2 separate regions of the Homo sapiens genome follow, and region 1 is linked to region 2. Evidence: chromatin loops called from intact Hi-C (ENCODE). Cell type or tissue: HCT116. All regions are shown on one strand. Each heading gives the region's core, and the rest is flanking DNA. Links, peaks and the distances in the headings are about the cores only.

Region 1 (2,920 bases), core at 122-2,621, 310 kb before region 2:
CTCACAAATAATTAGATAAACAACCTAGTTTTTTAAAAAACTGAGTAAAAGATTTGAACAGACACTTCACTAAGGGAGCTAGAATGGGAATAAGCATACAGAAAGATGTTGACTTCATTGGTGATTAAGAAAATTCAAATTAAATCCGCAATGAGGTATCACTACACTAGGAATGGTCAAATTTGAAAAAAATCTGACACTACAAAGTGTTGGTGAAAATGTGGAGTAACTGAAGTTTTCATACGTTACTGATGAAAATGCAAAGTGGTACAGACACTTTGGAAGACACTTGGCAATTTAAAAAATAAACTGAAAACACACAACCTGCCAATCTCACTCCTAAGTACGTACATAAGGGAAGTGAAAACTTATGTTCACACAATATCTTGTACTCAAATGGTCATAGCTGCAGTTTTACTAATAATATCCAAGAAGTGGAAGTAACTTAAGTGACTCTCAACTAGTGAGTAGATAAATAAATTGTGGCATATATTAAAAAAATGAATTCTATTCTGCAAAGAAATAATAATAAAAGGAATGAACTGCTCATATATGATGCAATAATGTGAATACATCTTGAAAACATCCTAAGTGAAAGAAGCCAGATGCAAATGAGTACATACTATATGGTTCCATTTATATAAAATTTAGAAAAGGCAAAACCACAGCGACAGACAGAGGAGTGTTGCCAGCGCCAGGGTTGGAGGTTGGGGGGACAGTGGCTGTAAAGGGACAGAAGGAAATTCGGGAAATGACGGAAATGTTCCATATGTTGATTGTAGTGGTGATTTCATGACTATAAAGTTACATTTGCCAATTTGTAACACTACAGTGAAAATTGATGAATTCTCTTACACATAAATTATACCTCAATTAAGCAAATTTTGCTTGAAGCAATAAATCATTTGTAGGAATTTAGCTTAGCCACAGGTTGACCATTAACTATTTCACCATTCACCTCCTTTGAGAACTTCCAACTTCTTCTGAATAAACCTTGGGACTTAAGGAGAACCTGCAACAAATCCAGCTGAATCTCTGCACTCCCATAAAGAGACCTGGCAGGTGAGCTTCAGGGTGACATTTATATAATGTGTGTATATATATGTGCCTATGTATATATGTATTTCATAAAACTGCTTATCAAATGACATAAGTTGTGGCATAGTTGTTCATCAAATCACTTTAAAATTTTCCAAATCTTATTTTTAGAAAATTGCTGGTGTGATTTATTTTTGTTTGACAAGATTGACAGTAGCCAAGTGGTGTTCTATCTGAAGTCTGATTTGACATCAGGAATGGCATCCAGCTCTTTCCCTGGTGAACAGCCATGAGGCCACATGGCCAGCATGCACTTGAATATGAAGGGCGAGATGTCCATTCCTCATGCTGCCAGCCTGTTCCTGTGTTGCCACCTCAGGCCTTGTCACCTCTCCCCTTGGTGCCACCAGGTGGCATTATTGGGTGACTTGTACCCATAAGCAGATTTTTCTCATCTAGTAGGGAAACATTTCAATATTTTGACAACTGGGGCATCCATGCTGATCTTCTTCCTGCAGGATCCTCGCTGGCTCAACTGCAGCAGCTTCTGCCCCTCCACATCTTTCCACATTTCTGGCTGTGAATGACCTACAGACGCTTTTCATCATCCTGACCCTATTAGCCAAGTCTCTTCTTGGTCTACATAATCCTGATCCTAATCAGCCCTTTTTTTATTTTAGTCATTCTGTCCCAATGTAAAATTACCATAAGAAAGCTATCATATTCACATCAAGGACACTCTGTCTTAGCTAAAGTGTGGTATCATGGAGTCATGCAGGTAGTTGGGGTTGTTCTAAAACATGTCCACACATCCCTGGACAGCTCTCATCAAAAGATGGAATCTAACTCCCCTCCCTCTGAATATGGGCTGGACTTAGTGACTTGTTGGTAACACATAGAATGTAGTAGAATTGTGTGTGACTTCTGTGGCTGGGTAATAAAAGAGATGTAATTCTTTTCAGCAGTCTCTCTCAGAACATGTCCCTTGGGAGCTCCAAGTCAACCTGCAACAAATCCAGAAGCTTCCTTGCCTGAGAGACCACATGGAAAGGTTGTGTATAGAGAGAAATGCCTGGGTAGCTGCAGCTACTGAACCTTCTCCCCATCAACCACTAGACACAGGGCATGAGTGAGTCTGTGGGTGACTTCAGCTCCCAGCTTCAGAGCTTCCCCAGACCAGGCCAAGTGAAGCAGAGATGAGCTGTCCCCAGTGAGCCCTGCCCAAACTGCAGATTTGTGAGCAGAATTTATGTTATTGTTTTAAGCCACCAAGTTTTGTGATGGTTTGTTACATAGCATTAGATAACTGGAACAGTTGCGGAGGGTACCAATTCTACTGGTTGTCGAAAACAGCCACAGCACCTTCCTTGTCTCACAAAACAGTATTATTAATGCTCTTTATCCATGGTCTAAAAACACAGCCTCAGTTTACTACAGGGTTGAGAGGATCTCACACTGGGATGTTTGATACAAAGGATCAAATACACTATACTCTAATTCTGTATAGTTTTGTCTGCTAGTCATCATCATCTAAGGTTTGTGGTGCCATTCCAGGCCTCAAACAGGAACATTGGAGAGATAAAATAATTGGAGAGATAAAATAATTGGATAGACATGTATCTCCTTGGGTGCCTGGTAGGTAAAAGAGTCTGAATCCTTATTTTCTAGGTGAACTCACCATCTTTGGAGTCACCTGATGTCTATAGCTCTTGTTGGGTAAGGGTGAAGATTGCACTGTGAGAGCCTCAACAATGAACACTAATATGATTTGGGAACAAGATATACAAGAAGAGATAGACTATGAACCACCTTCAGATACAGAATAAGAACAAAAAAAGAGAAAACAAAATACAGGTTTCTGAATCTGTCATGAGGCATAACA
Region 2 (2,920 bases), core at 204-2,703:
GTTCTATGGAAAAAACAATTAAAAAATGGCCTTTGATGTTCCCGATATATTCTGACAATCCTAGAGATTTAAAAAGCAGCATAAGGGATTATTTATTACATAAAAAGATCAAACAAATTGATAGAAAAATGTATCGATAAGAAATCCATTAATATGATTTAGATAAACATGAAAGAAAAATTGTAAATCTTAATGAGAAAATAGCCAGACTTGCTCATGGTCAAATAATGTAATTAAATAATCGTTTATTTCATTATGTTACAAAAATGTAATGATAAGTTGTGGTGAAATGTATCCTTATATATTAGTGATACTGAAGCTTGTTCAATGCGGGGAGGAGAGATGTGGCAATGTGTATCAAGAAACAAAATTATGTTTATGTCCTTTGACCCAGTAATTAACATGGCATGAGGGAGGGGCATATATTGGTCATAGTGTCATTTATAGAACAGAGAATTTTCAAAATAAATGCCCGATGAAGTATTAAGCAGACTTTTACAATTATGGTTTTGAAGACTATGTAGCAACTTAGAAATTGCAGATAACATACTGAGTAAAAAGAAAAGCAGAATGTAAAAATCGTTCCTGGACTATGATTGCAACTTTGTAAAAAGTGCACATAGGAAAAAGAAGTGCAAGAAAAATGGCAAATGACTGTGGTTAAGAATACTAGGATTGGGCCGGGCGCAGTGGCTCACTCCTGTAATCCCAGCACTTTGGGAGGCCGAGGCGGGCGGATCACAAGGTCAGGAGATCGAGACCATCCTGGCTAACACAGTGAAATCCCGTCTCTACTAAAAATACAAAAAATTAGCCGGGCGTGGTGGCGGGCACCTGTAGTCCCAGCTACTCGGGAGGCTGAGGCAGGAGAATGGGGTGAACCCGGGAGGCGGAGCTTGCAGTGAGCCGAGATCGCGCCACTGCACTCCAGCCTGGGTGACAGAGCGAGACTCCATTTCAAAAAAAAACAATACTAGGATTGAAGTTTGCTTCCTAACTTCCAGTGACACGGTTTTTTCAATCTAGGATTTAAAACAAAAATTATGCTTTACAGCAAAGGAGAGTTTGGGTTTTCACTCCCGGAGGTGTTCGGAGGCCACCGCAGCCCACACCACGCCCAGGTGGAGCCACCACCTGTGCCTCTGCAGCCACTGATCTGGGAGCTGCCCCCAGAGGCAGCTGTGCAGATAGCAGATACTGCTCCTGGTTGAGGACCAAAATATGAATAAACGGGCTCTTCAAGGACAGCGTGACAATATTAAATAAATGTTGCATAATGCAAACACTGCACCTAGGTAAAGCCACTTACAAAATTGATTTATTTTGATCTGTTTTAAATTTAAAGGTTTGTAATGTGGAATTACCGTGCTGGGTAATTGCCCACACACCACATTCTACTGAGCCGAATGACATTCCATGTATACTTCAGAGCTGTATCTAATTTCTTAAACACAACCTTTTTTTTCAAATTTATGTCACTCCATAAAAAGCAACTCTTTTCACAGTGACAATTGTAAGTAAAAAATATGAAAATATTTTCCGTACCTTTTCCCAAAATTTCACTAAATCTTGAAAACAGACCTTAAGAATATTTTTCCCGCACTTACATATCTCTCTCCTCTGCCACCTCTGCTGCAGGTCTTTTGGACTTGAAGGCCTTGGTTGTATTGGGATTAATAAAATATGTTTATATACATGATTTATAAAAAGTAAAACAAGGTCGGGCATGGTGGCTCATGCCTATAATTCCAACACTGGGAGGCCAAGGCAGGAGGATCACTTGAGGCCAGGAGTTTGAGACCAGCCTTGGCAACATAGTGAGATCCCATCTCTACCAAAGAAAAAAAAATTGTTTTAATGAGCTGGGCATGGTGGTGCCTGTGGTCCTAGCTCCTTGAGAGGCTGAGGCGGGAGGATTGCTTGAGCCCAGGAGGTTGAGGCCGCAATGAGCTGTGATTGCACCCCTGCACTCCCGCCTGGGCAACGGAGCAACACCCTGTGTCTATTTTTTAAAAATAAAAAAGTAAAGCAAGACAACACTATGACTCTCCATCCTAACACAAGTCAAGTCCTGAGCTTCTGTAGAAAGAGCCCACCACGGCCATGCAGGACCTCATGGAGAATCAGCAGGTGCACGGGTGCTCACTGCAGCTCCCGTCTGCATCCTGGAAGCTTTGGGTCTTGGACTAATGAGGACTAAGCCTGCGCAGTCAGTTCTCTCAGCCAGAGACTGAAACCACCACCAAAGAACCTTGAGGAAACGCGCCCATCCTTGCTCCTTGGGAAAATGTGGATAGTTAACGTGACCAAGCAGGACAGCGCGGCAGCCTCCCTCGTGTTAAACCCACGTTGTACTCATCCTGGGGGTGCCTAAAACGTGGCAGCCTCAATTCCTCAATGGCTCTGGGATTCTTGGGAACCGAGGGGAGGGAAGGGTGGTGCTGGCTGCCCGAGGCTCAGCCCTCCAGGCCTTCCCAGAGCGCCAGGGCCGCCACTGCCCTCCTTGGAGCAGCGTTGCATGGCTCCACGAGGACCAGGGTTCGAAAATTTGAGGTGCTGTCTCTCAAGCTCGGAGTTTGCGGGAGCCCTTGCCCCGCCGGCTGCCGTAAAAGCTTTGGTTAAATGCTCTGAACTGAAGGTCCTTCCCGCGCCCCCTCAGAGACTCCAGAGGCACACTCACCCCCAGAGTGAAGCAGCAGACAGAACCCAGGACCTTCTCTGCACTCACACGGGAGAGGAGCATGGACGGGCCTGAGCCTGAAGCGTCGTTTCCTAAAAAGAAGGCGCTGCTCCCGGCCCCCGCACGAGGCCCTGCCGGAGTCTCTGCCAGCACTGCGCCTGCCGCTCTTCCCTCAGCCCCATCGGCAGGAAGTCGGCTCTTTAAAGAGTTTTAAATCAGCAGTAAATCACAGTTTCTAAA

Evidence for each region. Hi-C counts contacts between places; a loop is a spot of excess contacts. Peaks named below come from ENCODE experiments on the same cell type or tissue, not always from the same donor. Only the 100,000 strongest peaks of a DNase experiment are listed, where the experiment ranks them.
Region 1: a loop joins it to region 2, with 2.8 times the contacts of the local background. A loop is called at or near these places in 1 of 110 quality-filtered maps.

What each region holds. Positions count from the first base shown.
Region 1 is chr6:169,949,341-169,952,260 of GRCh38, forward strand. LOC107986674 (a long non-coding RNA gene) reads left to right here. Exons shown (of 5, transcript XR_001744483.2): 3 at 969-1,062; 4 at 2,004-2,089; 5 at 2,707-2,920. Among named protein-coding and RNA genes, the nearest start is that of LINC00242, 150 kb to the left of the region's middle. In HCT116, for the core only: CTCF peaks have their summits at 1,436 and 1,637; a DNase peak (open chromatin) is centred at 1,401.
Region 2 is chr6:170,259,736-170,262,655 of GRCh38, forward strand. It overlaps LOC154449 (a long non-coding RNA gene), which reads right to left and starts at 2,834. Exons shown (of 3, transcript NR_002787.2): 1 at 2,681-2,834. In HCT116, for the core only: a CTCF peak has its summit at 1,168; a DNase peak (open chromatin) is centred at 1,146.